2 separate regions of the Homo sapiens genome follow, and region 2 is linked to region 1. Evidence: chromatin loops called from intact Hi-C (ENCODE). Cell type or tissue: heart left ventricle. All regions are shown on one strand. Links, peaks and the distances in the headings refer to the core of each region. The heading gives the core; the rest is flanking DNA.

Region 1 (10,520 bases), core at 1,542-9,541:
TTATTAAAATTTGCAGAATTAATGAATGATCAGAGTTGCAAGTATAAGGTTAACAGATTTAGACTAACCTGTCTGAATAAAGTACTACTGAGTTTTGTCTTTGAACTTGTTCGGTTTAACCTTTTTATTAGTAGCATAAAGCACATAATATGGTTTGGCCTTGTCCCCACTGAAATATCATTTTGAATTCCCATGTGTTGTGGGAGGGACCCTGTGGGAGGTAACTGAATCATGGAGGCAAATCTTTCCCGTGCTGTTCTCATGATCGTGAGTAAGTCTCACAAGAGCTGACGGTTTTAAAAAGAGCAGTTCCCCATACAGAAGCTCTCTCTCTTTGCCTGCCACCATCCATGTAAGACGTGACTTGCTCCTCCTTGCCTTCCACCATGACTGTGAGGCTTCCCCAGCCAGGTGGAACTATAAGTCCATTAAACCTCTTTTTCTTCCTGGTTTTGGGTATGTCTTTATCAGCGTGTGAAAACAAACTAATACAGCACGTGATTATCTAACCTATTAATAATGCAAAACTGGGAAAGACAACCTTAGAGATGAGAGAAGCAAGATAAAGAAGACCTCAAGGTATGTAATAATATTCCAGATGACGAAGTAAAATTTAATAGGAATGCATTAAAGGTCAGCATTTAAATGTTTCCAATGTTTGAGTACAGTATGGGAGAGATCTGACTTGGTCACAATTCACAGAAAGAAGGTCTTGTGATTTTACGAACCATAAAAATGAACACTGCCATGAGAAATCAAAATAGCTGTGATGAGTCCAGGTTGCACTCCTAGTAATTCAACCTTCAAGTCTTCTGAGGCCACAGTCTCTGAGCACTACACACCCACCAGATCATACTGGGAGCCTGGGTGTCTAATTCAGAATGCCACTCCTTAAGAAAGATGCTGACGAAATTAAGGGTGTCCAGAGAAAAGTAATAGCTCCTATGTTGAAGAAAAAGGACATATTTTGTCTAGAGAAGAGGCACCCATGAAGCAATGTGATAACTGAATGATTAATGCACAGGGGAAGGAATTTACTTATTACTCTGTGCTATACCAAAAGCTAAAAGTACAACTCATATGTAGGCAATTACCAGATTATTAGCTCTAGAGGAACCAAGAATGTCTATGTCTTGTTCACCATTAGTGCTTCAGCACTTTTAACATAGTAACCAGTAGATACTAGGAGCTCAGTAAATCCCTACTGATTGAATATATAACAATTTAAAGGAGATCTGGACTCAGAGTCTAATAGTCTTGTCTTCAAGTCCAGGTATTCTACCTAGGAATTGTGAAACCTTGTACAACTATATGTAGCCTCTCAGAGCAGATTTACAAATGCTCAGATAGTATTATTTCAAGTGATTCATATCATTTTATGACTATCAATCAACACTGATCATATGAAATCTCTTAAAATAAATATAGTAAAATGCTATATAAATGGTATATGGTAATAATTAGAGTAGGGGGCTGGGGGAGGGATAGCATTAGGAGAAATGCCTAATGTAAATGACAAGTTGATGGGTGTAGCAAACCAACATGGCACATGTATACCTATGTAACAAACCTGCACATTGTGCACATGTACCCTAGAACTTAAAGTATAATAATTAAAAAAAGATACAATCATATTAAGTTGATTGTAAAAAGGACTTTCCAGTTAAATCTTTTCAATAATGCAATAGATCACCTTTTGAATTCACTAGCTATTAATCACTGGAGTATTCAAGCAAAGGTTGGATGACATCTGTGAACAATATGGTAGAAGTCAAGTTTTGCCTTGAGACATAGAACTGGATGGCCATTAAGTTGCCCTCCAATGCTAAGATTCTGTTATCAGGGTCAGCACTCTCCATTGTTTCTAGTCTAGCTTCACCAACCCCTTCACTGTCCACATCAAAATTATAATCATCTTCTGATGCTGCTGTATCAGTTGGTATCTCAATCGGGCTCTGAGATACTTCAGGCATACTTCTTTCCACTTATTTAATAACTACTGAATGCATTGCAACTCCAACACTTTCAGGACTTCCAATTAGTCAATTTATTATGAGCCTCCCTGAAGCAGAGATGATTCTGAACCTTTTTTCTTGGGTGGCCTAACACATCTTAGGGAAGTGACATTCTTAGCAGTAACTGTGGCTCACTGTGGAAGCAATTCTTTCTTTTATTTTTTTATTTTTTATTTTTATCCTTGCAAGAATATGGCAGCAATTCTTACCCAGATGAGAGGAGTATTTTTTTTTGCAGGGCATTATCAGAATGGGGTAGAAAAAGTGAAAAACCATCTCAGTAGATTCTATAATGTCAACTACTTCCCCACTAAGCTAGACAGAGTCAAAGGATCTATATCTATGACTCCATTTGCCTTTATGTAACAGAAACCTTTCACAGTGGCTTAATTAAATAGAGGTCTACGGGTACACAGTTCAAGGCTGGACCAACTACCAGAGAGAAACATCAAGGACCAAGATTGATTTCAGATCCAGTTTTATCATCTTTTACGTGTAACAAACCCTCATAATTCTAAGATGGCTTTGTCATCAAACAGTACATCTGCATTTCAGTCAGCAAAGCAAGGAAAAAAGTGAGGGGCAAGAAGTCAAAGCCAGTGGAGTTTGTCTCCTTTTAAATAACTTTCTAAGAAGTCAAAGGCAGTGATTTCCACTCATATCTCACTGAAAAAGTAGGAGATTCAATATTTTAGCTGAATACATGGTGGCCTCCAAATAAATTAGGATTCTGTTTATAAGAAAAAAGGAAGAGTGGATGATGAGTAGGCAGGCAATTAGCAGCATCTGTCACAATTTCCTAATTCAGTTCAATTCATAGAATGTTTATTGAGAGACTGCTATGCTGACACCTTTCTAGCACTGAAATATACAGATGAGGACATGCACACAGTTCCTATATCAGAATGGAAAAGATCTGTGTGGTATTAGTAAAGAACTTTCACATAGTTCAACTCAGAAGAGTTGAACTTTGTGACTCAGAAGTGTCACTTTATTTCCTGATTGCAGATAAATAAATGGCACCTATTCCGAGTCACCAGAATAGGTGCCATTTATTTATCTGCAATCAGGAAATAAAATATATTTGAGTAAGCTGATAGAAGTGTGAGATTTTTCTGGAAAGTAAACTACAGGAAAGATCATTATCTGGTAGGAATCTTGCTTAACCATAAATTTATTGTGACCTTTTGTAATTTTGAAAAAAAAGATTATTTCTTATTAAGAGTAAAACTTCTATTTAATAAAACGTACACACAAGATGTGAGAGATTTACTGAATTTTAATATCACACTAAATGATTACATAAAATAATAATAGGAAGAAGACTGCCAATATGAAAATTATTACTCCCTTCCCTCTTCTAAATTTACTTAATGGAATTCAGAATTTGATTATTTATGCTTTTACTATCCCATGTGTTTAAATTTGGCATTTCAGGTGGACAGAGGATCCTTTGTATATTCCAGTTCTCCTGTTTGGGATGAACTTCCCTCTTTGCAAATCTGTCTCTGGCCTTCTTAAAAAGCATTTTGCCTTGTATTTGTTTTATTACTTACTATGTCCAGATGGGGCTTTATTTTCTCGACATATTTAACCTCTTTAAGTAGAGAAGTCTTACTCATTTTTACATATTACCTGATCTGATGCTCTGTCCACCCCAAGTGCCTATGAATTTATATGAAATAAATAAACATGTTTTTGAGGCAATAACTCAGTACACTTCTTTCAGTTACTAATAACACTTCACATTTGTGAAACTCTCTGTTGTTTTTTGTTTGCTTGCCTTTTGTTTTGAGACAAAGTCTTGCCCTTTCACCCAGGCTGGAATGTGGTGGCACGATCATGACTCACTGCAGCTTTAGGACTACAGGCGCAGGCCACCATGCCCAGCTAATTTTTATATATGCGTGTAAAGACAGAGTCTTACCATGTTACCCAGACTGGTCTCAAACTCCCACCCCAAGAGATCCTCCCACATCAGCCTCTCAAAGCACTGGGATTACAGGCATGAGACACTGTGCCCAGCCTCACATTTGTGTAACTCTTTATCTAAAGCAAGCTTGTCCAATCTGTGGCCCAGAACAGCTTGGAATGTGGCCCAACATAAATTTGTAAACTTTCTTAAAACATTTTGACATGTTTTGGCAATTTTTTAAGCTCATCAGCTATCATTAGTGTTAGTGTCTTTTATGTGTGGCTCAAGACAATTCTTCTTCTTCCAATGTGGCCCAGGGAAGCCAAAAGATTGGACACCCTTGATCTAAAGAGTTGTCCAAATGTGTCCGGAAGTGGTTCCTTCTGGTGGGTTCTTGGTCTCACTGACTTCAAGAATGAAGCCACAGACCCTCGTGGTGAGTGTTACAGTTCTTAAAGATGGTGTGTCTGGAGTTTCTTTTTTCTGGTGGGTTCGTGGTCTTGCTGACTTCAGAAGTGAAGCTGCAGACCTTCGCAGTGAGTGTTACAGCTCTCAAAGGTGGTGCGTCCAGAGTTGTTCGTTCCTCGCAGTGGGTTTGTGGTCTCGCTGACGTCATCTCGCTGACTTCAGGGGTGAAGCCACAGACCTTTGCAGTGAGTGTTAACAGCTCTTAAAGGTGGCGCGTCCGGAGTTGTGTGTTCCTCCTCGTGGGTTCGTGGTCATTCTGGCTTCAGGAGTGAAGCTGCAGACCTTCGCAGTGAGTGTTAAAGGTAGTGCAGACCCAAAGAGTGAGTAGCAAGATTTATTGCAAAGAGTGAAACAACAAAGCTTCCACAGGTGGAAGCAGACCCAAGCAGGTTGCTGCTGCTGGCTCTGGTGGTCAGCTTTTATTACCTTATTTGGCCCTGCCGACATTCTGCTGATTGATCCATTTTACAGAGTGCTGATTGGTCCGTTTTTACAGAGTGCTGATTGGTGCTTTTACAAACCTTTAGCTAGACAGAGTGCTGATTGGTACGTTTTTACAGAGTGCTGATTGGTGTGTTTACAAACCTTTAGCTAGACACAGAGCACTGATTGGTGTGTTTACAATCCTTTAGCTAGACAGAAAAGTTCTCCAAGTCCCCACCCAACCCAGAAGCCCAGCCTCTTCACCTCTTACAAAGTGCCTCAGGATTATGGCCTGTGAGCCTCACAGCAACCCTATGCGAGAGGTAATGTGGATGCTCTTATCTTCACAGTGTTGATCAGGAAACAGAGGCCCAAAGAAATTTGGTTACTTGAGCAAGCTCACGCAGCTAGTGGCAAGAATTGGATCTTTACCCCAGCTCATCTCATTCTCACTTCTCTACTTGGTGCACTATGCCAAATCACCTCAGTGTTTGTGGGAGAGATGCACCTTCCCTTCAAGTATTAATGCTGTCACTTAGAGAACCCAGATGCCCATAAGGTCTCATTCCAATCTGACACTTTGAATATGACAATGACCCAGGAGACTGCATCCACTTCTCCTCAACTTGATGACTATAAGCTTCTTATCACAACTTTCAGGGCGATTTTTGAATATTAAATACCGGGACATTTTATGATGAGCGTTCAGAATCTGCTTTAGGAGTCCAAGAAGGAAAGGGATGAGTAGACAATATGGAAACACCTTGTCCAAATTCACTCTAGGGGCCTAAGACTGTAACTCCAAAAAGGGAATTCCCTGTGCCACTCGCTGGTGCTTAGAAGGAACATTAATGGAGCCTGATATGGTCTGGCTTTGTGTCCCCACTCAAATCTCATCTTAAATTGTAATCGTAATTGTAATCCCCACATGTTGGGGGAGGGACCTTGTGAGAGGTGATTAGATCATGGGGGTGGTCCTCCCATGCTGTTCTCATGACACTGTTTTTACAAGATCTGACGGTTTTATAAGGAACTTTTACCCCCTTCACTCTGCACTTCTCCTTCCTGCCACCATGCAAAGAAGCATGTGTTTGCTTCCCCTTCTGCCATGATTGTAAATTTCCTGAGGCCTCCCCAGCCTTGTAAAACTGAGTCAATTAAACCTCTTTTCTTTATAAATTACCCAGTTTCAGGTATTTCTTCATAGCGGTGTGAAAATGGACTAATACAGAGCCCTGAGTACCAAAACATTCCTCCTCTTCATGTTCTTATGGATGCCTTCATTCAGTCCAAGTGCAATATCCTTGGAAAACAGCCCTATATGCCCATCCCACCATACTTTCTGGCCCCACATGGATTCACCTCTATAACTCATTTGCAACACAAAAGAGCTGAGGAGGTTAAAAAGTATTCAGGCCCCTCCCATTCTAAAATGATTGCAAAACATCTGTTTACATTTTTGAGAGAAGACTTGGACATTTCATGAGCTTTTGGTAGATAGGGAACAAGTAAATACATGAGGAAGAAAAGGAGCAAAGAACATGATAGAAAATTACTCTAAACAAATGTATTATATTTATTTATAAATGACTCGTAATTTGGGAATTATCTCATAATGTACAAAGCTCAGAGTTTGGTATGTCAAACAAGTAAAATAAATACTTTTCCCATTTGACTATAACATAAACATGATGATTTTTTAGTTATATGTTAAATTAAAATTACAATTTTCATAAGCAACACATAAGATTTCCTTTTGGAACCTAGAAGCCTTTCAAGAATTGTAGGTCAGCATTGTACTGTTAAACTGTTTAAGACATTTTGACACTTGCAGGGTACCATTAAGAAAGCAGAAGTAGGCCAGACATGGTGGCTCATGACTGTAATCCTAGTACTTTGGGAGGCTGAAGCAGGCAGATCACTTGAGGTCAGGAATTCAACACCAGCCTGGTGAAACCCTGTCTCTTGTATACACACAGACACACACACACACACACACAAAATTAGCTGGGCATGGTGGTGTGCACCTGTAGTACCAGCTACTCAGGTGGCTGAGTCATGAGAATCACTTGAACCCAAGAAGCGGAGGTTGCAGTGAGCTGAAATCATGTCACTACACTCCAGCCTGAGTGACAGAGTAAGGCTCTGTCTCAAAAAAAATGAAAAGAAAAAGAAAACAGAAGTAGTCAGAAGTAAAGGAACCTAGGTTCTTATCTCTATTCTGTAAATAAAAGGGTAATCTGAGGTAAAACTCTTTACTTTTAGGGTTTAAGTTTTCTCACCTGCAAAGCAGAAGAAGGCAGGCTAGATGGTCACTAAAGTCCTTCCCTTGAATCAGTATTATTTCTGAGCTAATAATGAGTAATTGAAGAACCATAGACAAATTGGCCAAATATCTGTGAAGCCAGGTATTATAACTACAAGAAAACGAACACAGGTGTTCTAACAAAGCACCTGTTCTTAGTAGGAGCTTCATGGAAATCTTATTTCATGTCTTCAGGTCATTGCTATTTGCTTTTTTATGCTTTAGACAGACTTTCTGCTGTTGGCTGCAGGATCTAGCCTCTTGAATTTACTTTGTATGTTCCAGTGTTTCTATCTGAGTCCCTAGACATGGACATGTCTATTTCCCTCTATGTTAAGGTTGGTGACAAAATGAATATTTTTTTAGTACCTCCTGTGTGCCAACCACTGCTAGGTGCTCAGGAATACAATGATGACAAAGCAAACAATATTCCAGCTTTCATGGAGTTCACATTCTAGTGAAACTGAACAGAGAAACATTGGGAGCAAAGGAACTAGCAGAGGGAGGGTAAATTGGAAAGGAGAGGGAAACAAACCCCGGGTGGAAGTACAAAATGGTTGAACAAGAAGACGACAAGCCTCTTTCAGAACCTCCCCCTCCTCAGTCTATTAAAAGAAAGAGGCAGGACGTAGTTAGTAGCCTACAATAAACAATATGGATGGTGCGAAATAAATAGTCATTAAAGAATGATGTAGTGTCACCAGAAGATACCAGGAGGCTAACGGAGATAAGATTTGGACAGCAGTGGAGCGGGAAAATGTTTTGGAAGTGGCCACAAGAAGAAGGATTCCTAATCTGACTTCCAGGCTCTGTGGCATGTAGGGTCACCATCTGACGAGTCTCAGATATAGTGTTATTTACCAACCCAGTCTTCCATTAGGATAAAAAGATAAAGGCTTAATGAAGGTAGACAATATCAGGGATTTTGCAGACGATTCTAGAGGGCACAATGAAAGTCTTGAGAGACCCAGAATTGGCTCAGAATAAGGAACGTATGGAGATATATTGATAATGAATCCAGAAGTTTGGACTTATTGAGAGAGATGTGAAGAAAGATGGGATTAGTCCTGATCATCTGTTAGAGAATGATCTGAGAGCAGATCACCATCTTCTGGGTATGGCTTCATAGGCAAATTCACAGGCAATTTGCAGTGGTAAGACCAGCAGTGGAGGGGTGATCTTTCCAGGAGCTCACTGAGCTTTGGAAGAAGAGCAGAAGACAGGAGGGTAGTCTTAACAGAAATAACAGGAACTCAGTAAGCTCCTCTTACATCCTATAGCAGAACCTACTCCAAAAAGCTAGTAAGATAGACTTATTAGAGTATAAATAAATTGTTATGATATAAACACCACCATGTCCTGACAAAGAAAAATGTCCCAGTTAATCTTGCCATTATATCCAATTTAAACATTGGGTGTTCAAAGATTAACTGAATTATAGAAAGATGTTATAAAGATATCTCACATCAGTAATGTGCTTCATAACTTTAAAAATTATTTAATATAGTTTATCGTATGTGAGCCTTTTAACAATCCTAGGAAATATGCCAGGTGAGTATTTTTTTTAATTGTCATTAAAAGGATGAGGAAACTGAGGGTCAGAAAGGTTAATTGACCTACTCGAAGCCACACAGCTAGGTAATAAGAAAACTAGGACTAGAGGTTAAGTTTCCTGATTCTACATTGAGTGCTCTTTCCATTCTAGCACACTGACTACTTTCAAAACAGTCTCAACTCAGCTCAACCCCAGACCTTTTTGAGTCTTCCTGTACTGGTGGTTGTCCAGGAAAGCTTTGTACTTAACTTAGGCATCGTCATTTCCTTTGATATGGTATCATCAATGCAAACTATTTTTACCATTTTTTCCTCTGAATTTATAAAAACCAACTTTCCATTCCCAAATCATACTTAAAATTCATTGCCCTGTTAAGCAAATATATCTGCAAAAAAAGTAATGTTGTGAAGTAAGCCAACTAGATTCAAAAATTCCCTGCTTTCTATCTCTGTATATTTTTGTTGGCTCAGAACATAAGCTGTGGAAATTCCAAGACTTCCATATAAAAAATTCTAAAAGCTTGCTTGCAATTTGCCACTTTACAGTTAAAATGGGACTTAAGGAAAATATCCTGTTTTTGAAGCCTTTGAGCCAGGATAAATAGGATAAATACTAAGTGATTAAAATGCTCAAAAAGGAAATTGTAACACAAATATTGCGTTGTACTTATGGACATTCCAAATATTTTCTAAAATTTCCCCAGGCAGGCTTTTTAAAATCCGAAAGGAAAAAAATAAATAAGGAGAAGTGCTGGATGTTAACATGTAAGTAAACAGTTTAACTTAAAAGATTTCCCCATTTGATGGATTCAGGCATCTACCATTCAGGGGGTTCTATTGTCTTCTCCATCCCAGGGCTGAGGTCATCTTTGTTTGAGATGACAATGATCTTCACAAGCCAGCAGGTACCACACAGCCTGACATTTTCCATGTCTCTTGAGATTCTGCAGGAGAAATGACGGAGTCTAGTCATTTTGTTTTCTTCTCATTGTTGCTCTCAAGTGTTTTCAAATAATAACCACTGCACCTTGTTTTCAGATTAGCACACTGGACAAAAACTGAGAAATAATTGCACCATGTAACTCATCTTCCAAGCAGTGAATCCGGAAAGACTATCATGAGGTCTGCTGGGTAAAAGTCCAAGGCTGTAAATGAGATGTTTGTGTAGGAAGGGATCTGAAAAATCACTGTCTTGTAATTCCAACCACAGAGTGGTAATCAGGTGTGAGTACTATCATCAATAACTTTTTGTTAATAATAGTGTGCTGCCTTTTGGAAATGTTCTTGATCCAGAGAATTAGAAAATGAGGGCAATCAGGGGCGTCATATTGTAGGGTCTCATTGTAGTTTGTTTATTTCCTCTAGGTTTAATAGGCTAATAGTTTTTGAACTGGGCAATATCTTGGCCTTTGTCTATCCATCTAAAGCCCAGAGTAGTTATCATGTTCCCAAATATGTATGGTTATTTGCAGCAGAGAGGGCAGCTTGAGCCCAGGCCTCTGGCCTACAATTAGCTCACTGTTTTTCCAGTAAACTAATATACTCTCCTACTTTTTGAAAAATAAAAATATCATGGCAATTGAGGGAACCTACAAGAATTTTTTTTTCTAAAATCCTAATCTGTCCCCTCAGTTAAGTCAGTTTCCTAATACTTGTTTTACAAAGTCTGTAAAGACATTTGCTCAAGTAGCTGGTGACATTGCCATTGTCTGTAAGGCTGATTGTCCTAAAAGTCACAGGATGAGGTGGAGGGCAGTTGTAACAAAATTCACTGGGGGAGGGGATCAGTATCTTTTAGGTAAAAGCTTACAGTATGAAAATCTCCCACTTCCCAAACACA
Region 2 (10,520 bases), core at 1,381-9,380, 170 kb after region 1:
ACAGTTTTTCTATGCAAGGCCCTGAGAAATAATTGCACATCTTAAGTAATTTGGCTTTGAATTTAAAGTAGTCATTAGGACCAAGACTTTCTATTGTTGCATTAGTCAGTGCGAACAGCGCTTGGATATGACAGGTGTATAAATCACCCTCGCTGACAGCACCAACAGCATGTGACTTACAATGCTGATAATCCCACAAGGTATTACTCTGGAATATCTTTTGGTAAGATATAAGGTGGGACCTAGGATTTATTCTTGGGTCTAGTTCATTAAGAGAACAATAAACATTCAAGGGAAAGGACCAAACCTTTTTTCTTTTAAAATTACTGTCTTCAACTATAAACATGTATTAAATATACGGTATATTTCAGAGAACTGGTTACAAAAAGATAGAAGACAGTATTTGCCCTTAAAAGTCAAAGGAATTGAAAAATAAAAACAAAACAAAACCAAAAACCTTTTCCTATCTGTTTTTGAAGACAAGACATGCACATTGAGAAAGAGACAATAGGAGAAGGGGATATGTGGTCAGAACAAAGTGGTACAGGCGGTTCTTTGGAGACAGAGCTTATGGCTGTGGTGGGAGCTCTAAGGAGGAGACAGAAACTAAATGAGTCTTCTTGGAAGGCAGGATGGAGGCTAGATAAGTGATGAAAAGTTAGGACATCCCAGAAATGTCTTTGGATACACCAAGTCTCAGACACAGAACATGGGCCATGTTTCAAAGGTAGTGTATACATCAACCAGGCAACAGCCAAGGATGCAAGTATGGGAGAGATAGGTTTGGGAAGTTAGGGAATGGCCACATCATGGAGAGAATTTTACTCTTGACTTTAAAATTCTTATTTTATCCTACAGCCCAGTATTTACAACCTCATGCTCTGCAGTCAAAGACTTGAATCCCAGCCCATCCATTTAATCATTCTGTGACCGTAGGAATGTTACTTTTCTTTCTTTACTTTTCTCCTTTTTTCTTTATTTTTTTAGTTTAGTTTCACTTTTTTTAACTTGTCATTATGAAAAATTTCAAAGATACAGCACAAAAGTAGAGAAAACTGTGCAATGAATGCCTCCCCATGTACCCATCACTCCCCTTCCACAATCATCAATATCCAACCTCTTGTTTTATATAAATCCATCCTACTCCCTCCTCACCATCCTCCTCACCTATTGCACCAGGCAGGATATGATTAAGTATCTGGGCACTCTGTGTGTGGCACCTGTTTAAAAAGTCCCTGAAGATGGGAGGGGCTAGGAAAGGATGCCTCTAGAGGGCGTATGTGCAAGCTGTATTGGAAGCAGTATTGCCCTTAGAGAATGTGGGAACCCAGCCTGGGTCTCAGGCCTTAAAAGCTCTGCTTCTGCCCTTTTCTGGCTACCCTTCCCAAAGGGAAAGAAGTCCCAATGAAATGTGCCCACTCAGAGCCTGTGCCTCCCGCAACAGGAGCTGGTACTTGGAACCCAGGAATTCCATGCCCAAATGGCTCGAGGCCACTCCCAGGGGATGCTCTGGCCCCTGCTTGTGTTCCACCATTAGGTCCCAGTAGTGGCAAGGTGGCTAGTGAGGGAATGGTTGTAGGCAGAACTGGGAATTGTGGGCTGAGTCATACACCTATGTATGAGGACCCTTGAGATGTTAAAATGGAGGGGGGAAGAAAGGGTCCTCCCACCTTGTTCCTGAAGACTGAGAGCTCCATCTGGAGCTCCACTCTTGCCCAGCAACCCACAAACTTTAAGGACAGGCCTCAAAAGTAAGGGATATCTACAATTTTTCTCAGTGTTCTTGAATTTAACTTATGCTACTGATGTCTTTTGTCAAGTCAGCTCCTAGGACTACTAAAGAGCCAGATGAGCATTGTCTGAATGCTGGGAGACAGAAGAAAGGTCACACATGAGACAGTGAAGTTGACCAATGTGGTTATTATCAGAAAAACAAGCTTGCACTGCCCATTAGTTTAAAGCAAGCTGACATTCCATTGGTAAGCAGGTCTTTTCAAGGACTTTCTCTATGTGAGGATTAAAATAAGCCCCTTCCCCCTTCCTCAGCCCCACTCTATCCTCCAACTGGGTCCTCCTGAAAAAAAAACAATACCCCCATTGTAGAAATTTTCTCCCTAATTCTGAGACACAGGAAAACTTGTCTGATCTTGGAACCCTCCCTGTCTTGTTTAAAACAAAGATCACCTGTGGATGCTTTTGTGAAAAACAATTCTTGTTTATTCACATACTACAATTTGGAAGAAGGGAAGTGCTAGGGGTAATATGTAATTCTATTACATCCTAGAATTTAGCTATTTAAAATGCAAGGGGAAGAGAGGCAGGTGCTATATGTCTTAACAGGCATATATCTAAAGGGAGAAAAAAGTAGAAAAGGCAAAATAGGGAAGCCCACAACAGCAATTAGGATTTTTTTTATTCCTGAGTGGATAATACGTGGTTTCATTTAAATAAAAACATGATCTCTGTTAATTTGTAAATCCAACAACTCCAACACTCACAGCTAGTGCCCTGGTAAGCCATTTTCAGACACATCATTACTACCTTGAAATTAAAAGTGAATCAGTCCTGTGGAGTTAATTACCAGTAAATTAAGCTAAAGTAGGTCTCCCATTGGCATGGAGCCAGTATAAGATGATTCTCAGTGCTAGCCAGAAACATTGCAAGATATCAAGATACCACTTGGAAAGCTGACTTCATATGCGTGGCAGATGTTTATAGGAATAGCGGGGGAAGTCATTCACAGCCATTTACAGTGAGAAACAGAGATAAAGTTCTAATTAAAAGAAGACCTTTTTGACAGAGACTTAGAAAAGCATCCCCCCTCCAGCCCCACCCCAAAAGGAAAATTCTCAGCTCTCTGTTGTTGTAACTTATTCCCCAACACTTACAGAAAGGAAATTTTACCTATTTCTCTTTGATGCTGGTATGTGGGCCTTATTTAATTATATAAAGTAGAAATAACTGTACAAACTAAAATTAGATAAAGCCAGCAAGAAGAAGTTACTTTCATCACTAGTGCTTTGGAATACCATATCCTCTGTTACAACGTTCTCAAGGAGGTATGCAAGGAAACCAGAGACAGAAGAAAAAAAACTCAGAATAGTTGTCTGAACTTTAATATTTGAATCAAGGAAAATGTGAACAGATGAAACTGTTAGTAAGAGAGAAATGGTGCATGCACAAAAGGGATAGATTAATAAAATGACAGCTGATTGTTGGTGATGAACATATTTGTTTTCCTTAACATGTCCCAACTTCCATAATTATTCAGATGTACAACAAGTGGTCCTAATGTCCTGGCTGAAATTGCCCAGGCGTGCAACAAAGCAAGCTGGTTTTGTTCCTGAATTATGCAGTTAACTGAGGCTGTTTGGGCCCAGATTTGATGTGGTAAGTAGTCAGAATGCTGACATATGATTATTAAAAATTATTAAAATTACTTTCTTCCCATTTTAATTTGATAAGGTGATTTCACACAATTTTGCATTTCAAATATTTCTAAGTAAATTTAGTAAACCAAAGATGAATATGACAAATCTCAAATAATATGTTTTAGAACACTTTCCCATTTGAACTGTTCACTATATATGACTGAGTTTATTATACCTCCTTCAACATATACGATATTGATGTTAAATGTCATGGTAATATATATGAACTACATAAAAACAGTGTTGCTTTCTAACGTGTGGCTTGTTTAAACCCTAAAAGAGCACAGCTGGCTTTGCTGAGCCAAACCATATTATTGATCCGTCTTGACTGTGATTCCACTTGTGAGATAAAGTCCCAACTGGGAGCTTTCTCATAAATTGGGTCAAGACAGGAAGAACTCTAGGTAGCCAGAGGTGTCTCTGTGTCTCTTTTCAAATAATTGAAGGCCATTTCTTCTGGTGTCTGGAAGAAGTAAAATATCCTTGTCTAACGGGTATTGCTTCAGTATACCACATGCCCAATAAGTTCTAGCATCTAGGAGCATGCAATAGCAGCTAATATTAGCTATGCAGTCATGGTATTATTAGTGTTTAATTATATCATGTGCATTGAGATATTTTAAATGTTAAAGAGAAAACAGAAGGACTTATTCTTCTTAGCAACCATTATAGTACAGAATGTTCAAAGCTGCAATCACATTCATAAGGCAAATAAATTGGTTACAAAATGAGGGTAGCAACAAGTGTGCATGCTATAGAAAATGTGAAACGGTACCTAAAATAGATAATCACCTTATTTGTTTTCAAAATTCCAGTGCTGGCTCTGACCATCAATTATCAAACTGGAAAATTTTCACTATAACACTCAACGCCAATTTTCAGTCTTAAGAGTGCGAAAAAAAAGGAGCATAAAATAATTTTTTTTCTCACTGGCTAAGATTCTACCTCATTTGAGAAAGACTTTATTAAAAACCCTTTTAAGAATAAAGGGCTTGAGGTCTTAATGGCAACTCATACTGGTGGGCACACCTAGGGCTTCACTGCCCCAGGGTAATATACAAAAACTAAATGGTAAGAGAAGCATCATCAAAGACAGGTTACTTTCTAAAATACTTTCTACATATTGTTTTCCTTCTTCAATGTTATTTCCTTTGGTTCATGCACACTCAAGGCGCTTCATATATAAGACGATGAAAGTGGAAAGGGTTATACATTATGAAAGCTCTTTTTCAAAAACAAACTGTGTGGAAATAAATTAACCGGTTATTTTAAAACGCCAGTTTGCAAGTTCTTCAAGTCTCTGGTGTTTTGACTTTAGGATTCCTCTAAAACACAGAAACAAAGGGTAAAAATCAGGTGGCCGTCCAAAATGACTTCGGGCGCCCCACTTAAAGAGACGCCTTGGTTCAGGTAGCCCGCTGGGGTCGAAGGCCCCATTTTCCCCCGATCTATCGGGCTTCGCGGCGGAAGTCTTCGTTCAGGCAGGGGATGCCCTAGGAGGGAAGGAGGCGACGGTGCCCAAGGACGTCGGAAGCCGGGGATCTCCGCTTCCCTCGGGCCCCGGCTAGGTTACCAGTGCTGGCCCGCGGCGCGGGTGCCCAGTTGCGCCTGGGACACTGCGGGCACGGCTGTGGCGGCAACGGCAGCGGCCGCCGCGTCGCCGACGCCCGGCAGGACTGAGCGCACGGAGCGGCGGAACTCCTCGTTCCTCCACGTGTAGAGCAGCGGATTGAGCGCGGACAGGGCGCAGCACAGGAGCCAGCTGGCCGCCTGCACTCCCCAGGGCACCGGCAGCGAGAAGCCGCTGGCCAGGCTCACCCACACCAGTGGCTGCGTGGCCAGCAGGAAGACGCAGCAGAGCAGCAGCACCGACAGGCCGCTGAGACGCCGCTGTGCCCGCCGCGGGTGCAGCGCGGGCGGCAGGGGCTGGGCCTGCGCCGGGTGCGCGGCGCCACCGGGGCCCGGCGCGTGCTGGGCGCCCGGGAAGGCGGCGGCGGCGGCGGCGCAGCCGGGCAACTGGTGCAGCAGGTGGAAGTTGAGCACGCTGACCCGCTTGACGCTGACACGCACGCGGCGCACGATGCCCAGGTAGCAGTGCAGCAGCAGAGCTGTCTGCGCCAGCAGCGCCGCGGCGGCCAGCAGCGCCGGGTAGTGGACTCGCGGTGGCGCGGCGCCGGGCCGCGGTGCCCAGGGCGGGAGCAGCAGCACGAGGCCCAGGGCGAGCGCCCAGGACAGCGCCAGCATGCCCGCCGTGTGGCGCCTCTGGTACAGCGCCTGGTAGGTGGCGGGCGCCCGGGTGATGAGCAGGTAGCGGTTCAGGGCCACGAGGCAGTGGGAGAGGAGGGACACCGTGAGTCCGAGGCCCAGCAGCCCACCCCGTAGCAGGCGGTAGCTGCCCCCAGCGCCGTCCCAGTCTGCGGGGGGCTCCGCAGAGCCGGTGGGCAGGAGCCCGAGCACCGCCTCCTGCGGCATCCAGAGGGCGCAGACGCTGAGGTCGGCGGCGCAGCCGTTCACGATGAAGGCGTTGCTGGTGGTCTGCAGCTTTCGGAAGGACGACACGAGATAGATGACCATGCCGTTGGCCAGCGTGCCCCCGATGGCCAGGCCCGAATACAGGAGTGACACCGGGATGCGCCGGCCCGCCCACGACTCCTCTTCCTCGCAGAGCAGCAGCAGCGAGCCACCGGTGGTGGAGGAGGTGGATGTGGAGGAGGAGTTGGTCATTCTGGCCAACTCTTCACACCTCCCTCGCTAGCGTCGGCTTCTGGCAGCGCGGTCCATCCTGACACTGTCCTGCCTGCCAGAAGGGCAAAGACATCCCTTCAGCCCTCTGCCACTGACACAAAAGGCTGAAGCAGAATAATGGGCTGGGGGAGGGGGAGAAAGGGAGCTCGAGGAGGAGGACGGGGGTGGCAGATGACAGGTGCCTGCCTCGGAAATGTCTCCAGAGCCAGGGGAAAGGCCACTTTGCATTGGATTCAGCAGGTATCGGGGAAGCCCTAGGACAGAGCAATACCTAAAACAGTCTCCTCTTCTCCCCCAACACACACACACACACACAGAGAGAGAGAGAGAGAGAGAGAGAGAGAGAGAGAGAGAGATATGTTGCCAGCTGGAGGACCTAGTTCCAGGAGAAAGCAGAGATATCCCAGCTGGGGAAAATCCCATGGGAAAGAGGTGAAGGTTACCTTGCGTTTAGGCTGGTCCTTAGCCGGTGTCTCAGGGGGAGGGATGCCGGGAAATACCTCCTCAGCAACAGCATCAGTGGTCCAGAAATCAACAGGAGAAACTCAGCTGGGATCAGTGCCAGGAGCAAGTGCCCGCTTCTCCCAAGCAGCATCCACACACATGGTCCTGGGCAGGAACTAGCAGCTGCAGGGAGACTTCTCAGCTGGTATCAGGGCTGGAGAAAGTAAAGTGGCGGGCTGCAAGCCCAGGCGGGTGGGCAGGCAGGCAGCAGCAGCAAGAATGCTTGGCTGCAAAAGCAGAAGCTGAGCTCAAGAGGAGAGCACCCTGTGCTCAGAAGCAGGAGTGGTGGCTGATGTGGTGAACCCACTCGAAGCTCTCTCCTGCTTAGTTATACATCATCCAGGGAAAAGACAGCCTTTCCACGCTTGGCATGAATTATTCAATAGCTTCCAACTTGTAAAAGGAAGAAAAATATCTTGCTCAGAAAGTCCTGTCGTTAACAAGTTTCTCTGTCTTTTCTCTCTCCCAATCACCTTATTTTTCATCCTGTTTCATTTTTCTTTCCGTCCTTTTTTTCCCTCCCTTCAATATTAGAATAAAATTTAATATACCCTAGAGTATTTCATCTCAGTCTGATGCATTTTGTGGGCAAGATTTTTCTGTGAGATAAATATATTCCCAGTACCCAGGACTGATCTCTTTATTCCCACATTTTTTAACGAGAATTACTTTATGCACTACTTGAAATTCATTTTTCTTTGGTAAAGTGGAACATAGACAATTATCCACAGAAAATCTCCATTCCTCAATTTAAATCGTACTTTCAGTGTTTTCTCATCAACAAACTCCTTTCCGGAGTTTGTTTTGTGTTTTAGTAATGAAATGGTTAGAGGGTAAAAATGAAATGGGCAAAAGATTTAAAGCAGATGTCAGTGGTACATCTAGACAATGGAATATTATTCAGTGCTAAAAAGAAATGAGCTGTCCAGCCATGAAAAGACATGAAGGAACCTTAAGTGTGTATCACTAAGTGACAGAAGCCAACTGGAAAGGACTACATACTGTATGCTACCAACTATGACATTCTTGAGAAGGCAAAACTATGGAGACAGTTAAAAAGACCAGTGGTTGCCCGAGTTAGGGGGAAAGGAGGAATGAATAGATGATCACGGAAGATTCTTAGGACAGTGGAACTACTCTGTATGATACCATAATAGTGGATCTGTGTACTTATAAATTTGCCCAAAGTGGCAGAATGTGAAACATCAGTGTAAGCCATGGACTTTGGGGAATGATGTGTCAACGTACATTCAATTGTAACAGACGAACCACTCTGGTGGGGGATTTTGATAATGGGAGAGGCTATGTATGCGAGGGGCAGGGAGTACATGGGAAATCTCTGTATCTTTCACTCAAATTTGCCATGAATCTAAAATTGCTCTAAAAAAATAAAGTCAATTTTAAAAAAATGTGTGTCAGGGGGAAAGCAAGAAACCTGAATAATCCACAGTGTGAACAAAGATGACTTTTCACTTCAGAACTTTTTGTCTTGTCTGTCTTGGAGATTTGCAGTCTGATGTTGGCATCTTCTTTGGTGCAAGTGTTCATTTATCCATTCCATGTGGGAATTTTTTCAGAAAAGGAGTTCTCTCAATTATTCACTGGAAAAGTCATGTATTTGAAAATGTAACTCAATATGGGAATATGGTAACATGGCATAATAGAAAAAAATGTTAGGTGGGGTTGCAGCACACCCAGATACTAAGCCGAGCATCCATCATGTAGCCTTGCGATGGATTATTTTCATCTTGTCAAATAAGTTCACAGTCAGTCACTTCAAAGGCCCTTTCTGTTAAAACTTTCTGTGAATCCCTATTCATGAATTTAGCATTTCTTCTCTCTAATTATGACACATGGCATATACCTCTTCTATCTAACATGCATTGCAGTTGTAGTTCTGGGTCATATGTCCCTAAGAGCAATGTTTCAGGAGAGAGGTCAAAACACAGCTTCTCTGCTTTTCTTTTTCTATTTCAAAATCAATATGGTTAGTTGATGACTTCAAGAACTCTGATGAGGATTAAGGATAAGCATGACTTGATAGATTTGGTCCAGCTAAGCTATATCTGAATGAAATTGGTTGGGGCAGGGGCAGGGGCCGGAGGGGGAAGTGAAAGAAAAGAACCAGTGACTTGCTATTCAGAGGGTTGAAGGTTTCGATATCAAGTTTACTGATGTAAATGAGATGAGTATTTGTCATCATCTTTTTGCCTATTGCCATTTGTCCTTATTGAGGTTTTGAGTGCATTAAGCACAGCAAGCCTGCATTTCTCCTTTCTAGTTATGACACATGGCGTATACCTCTTCTCTGTAACATGCATTGTAGTTCTGGCCCATATGTCCAGGAGTCTTTTCCACTCTGTCCCTAAGAGCAATGTTTCAGGAGAAAGGAGACTCTCCTAATCATTCATAGTTAAAACTTGCCATTGAAGTAAAGTTTTTTCTCTCACATTAACATAGTCCTAAAGGACTCTCTGATAGAATGTGGTGGGAGGGTATTCAAATTCTGGATCCCTGGTCCCAGCTGCCACTTTGTGTTGCCTTTGAGACGAGCAGCATTCCTGCTGAGGGACTCCAGTGCCTGGCAGTCACACACACTTCCTCCAAGACCATGCCTCCCTTAGCGCTGGCCTGACAGGGGCCAAATTTTTGTTTGTTTCTGGATTTGGTTTTCCTTTTGTTTTAAGTTAATGAACTTACATAATATAGGGTGGGAATTTTTTCTATCTTATTTCCAGCACCAGGTCAGTGCCTGGGACATAGTAGAAACTTAATCAATACTTACTGAATTAATAAGTGAATGGCAGTGTAAATGATTTCATTTATGTTTTCTCCACGGTGAAACAGTAATTCACTTTTATGAGCATCTCTTTCCTCCCACCTTCAGCAGGAACTTGCCCCATCAGTCATCTGCTTTCTGCTGTCTCTTGTCAGTCTCTCTGCTCTCCACTGCTTGCTCCCCTTCAGACTTACAAAAATGCTGATTTCACCACAACCTCATAAAACTCCCCTGGAACTTCACCTCCTTCTCATGGTGCCTACACACAGCTCACTTCCCCTTCCTGATGGAAGTGCTCATTTTCTCCTTCTACTTCTGATTTTACCATTGAATACCCACCCACACGGCCCTTAGCTCTCCCTGCTCCACAGAAACAGCTTTGGCCAAGGTTAACAGTAGCCTCTCAGTAGCAAATCGTGACTCCTAAATCCTTGCCCTCTACTTTGACTCTGTGAAGAACACCCTCCTCCTCAGTGCCATTTCCCTCCAGGTTTCCCTTTGCTTCTGTTCCTCTGTCTGCTCCCTTCCAGACTCAGTCTCTGGCTCCCCAGTGTCATGGCTCCTTTAAGATAGTGTTCCTGGCTTCTCTTCTTGGTTCTCTTCTCACCCTACTCTCTCTCCCTAATTGATCTCATCTGATTCCTGCCTTCCACTCTCGCCTATGGGTCACCCACAGATTCTTTCCCACCAAGCTTACTTCTTTCCAGAGTTGCAGACGTGTTGGAACTCTCCATTCGGCTGGCCTCTCTCCCTCCTCATCCCACTCATTCTCCTATGGTCACTGATTTGGTTAATAGTCCCCATTGTTACCCTAGTGTTTCTAATAATTCACTATCAAATATGGTGTTTGTTATAGTTTTCTGATATATTGTTTATAAGTTAGAGACATTTCTATCTATTTCTAGTATGACTTTTATATGAAGTGAATTTTTTTTTAGCTGTTGATGTAGTAGGTTACATTTGATATATTTTTAAAAGTTGAATCATCTTTGCATTCCTCTGATAAACCCTGTTTGGTTACAATATATTATCCTTTTAAAGATAGACTGTAGGATTCTATT

The links. A loop is a pair of places that touch in the nucleus more often than their neighbours do. Peaks named below come from ENCODE experiments on the same cell type or tissue, not always from the same donor. Only the 100,000 strongest peaks of a DNase experiment are listed, where the experiment ranks them.
Region 2: it touches region 1 in a loop (2.3-fold over the local background); 5 of 110 quality-filtered maps call a loop at or near these places.

Annotation. Positions count from the first base shown.
Region 1 is chr1:100,707,240-100,717,759 of GRCh38, reverse strand. No RefSeq gene overlaps it. Among named protein-coding and RNA genes, the nearest start is that of VCAM1, 7.2 kb to the left of the region's middle. RefSeq lists an enhancer at 4,292-5,491. In heart left ventricle, for the core only: no CTCF peak of the experiment used is centred there; a DNase peak (open chromatin) is centred at 4,579; H3K27ac peaks cover 1,085 bases.
Region 2 is chr1:100,534,602-100,545,121 of GRCh38, reverse strand. It overlaps GPR88 (G protein-coupled receptor 88), which reads right to left and starts at 6,983. Exons shown (of 2, transcript NM_022049.3): 1 at 6,620-6,983; 2 at 3,101-6,228. The coding sequence starts at 6,155. The coding sequence ends at 5,001. RefSeq lists a silencer at 5,422-5,591 and enhancers at 4,861-5,709, 5,862-6,261, 5,710-6,559. In heart left ventricle, for the core only: CTCF peaks have their summits at 5,665 and 5,865; DNase peaks (open chromatin) are centred at 5,211, 5,631 and 6,061; H3K4me3 peaks cover 1,560 bases; H3K27me3 peaks cover 1,745 bases.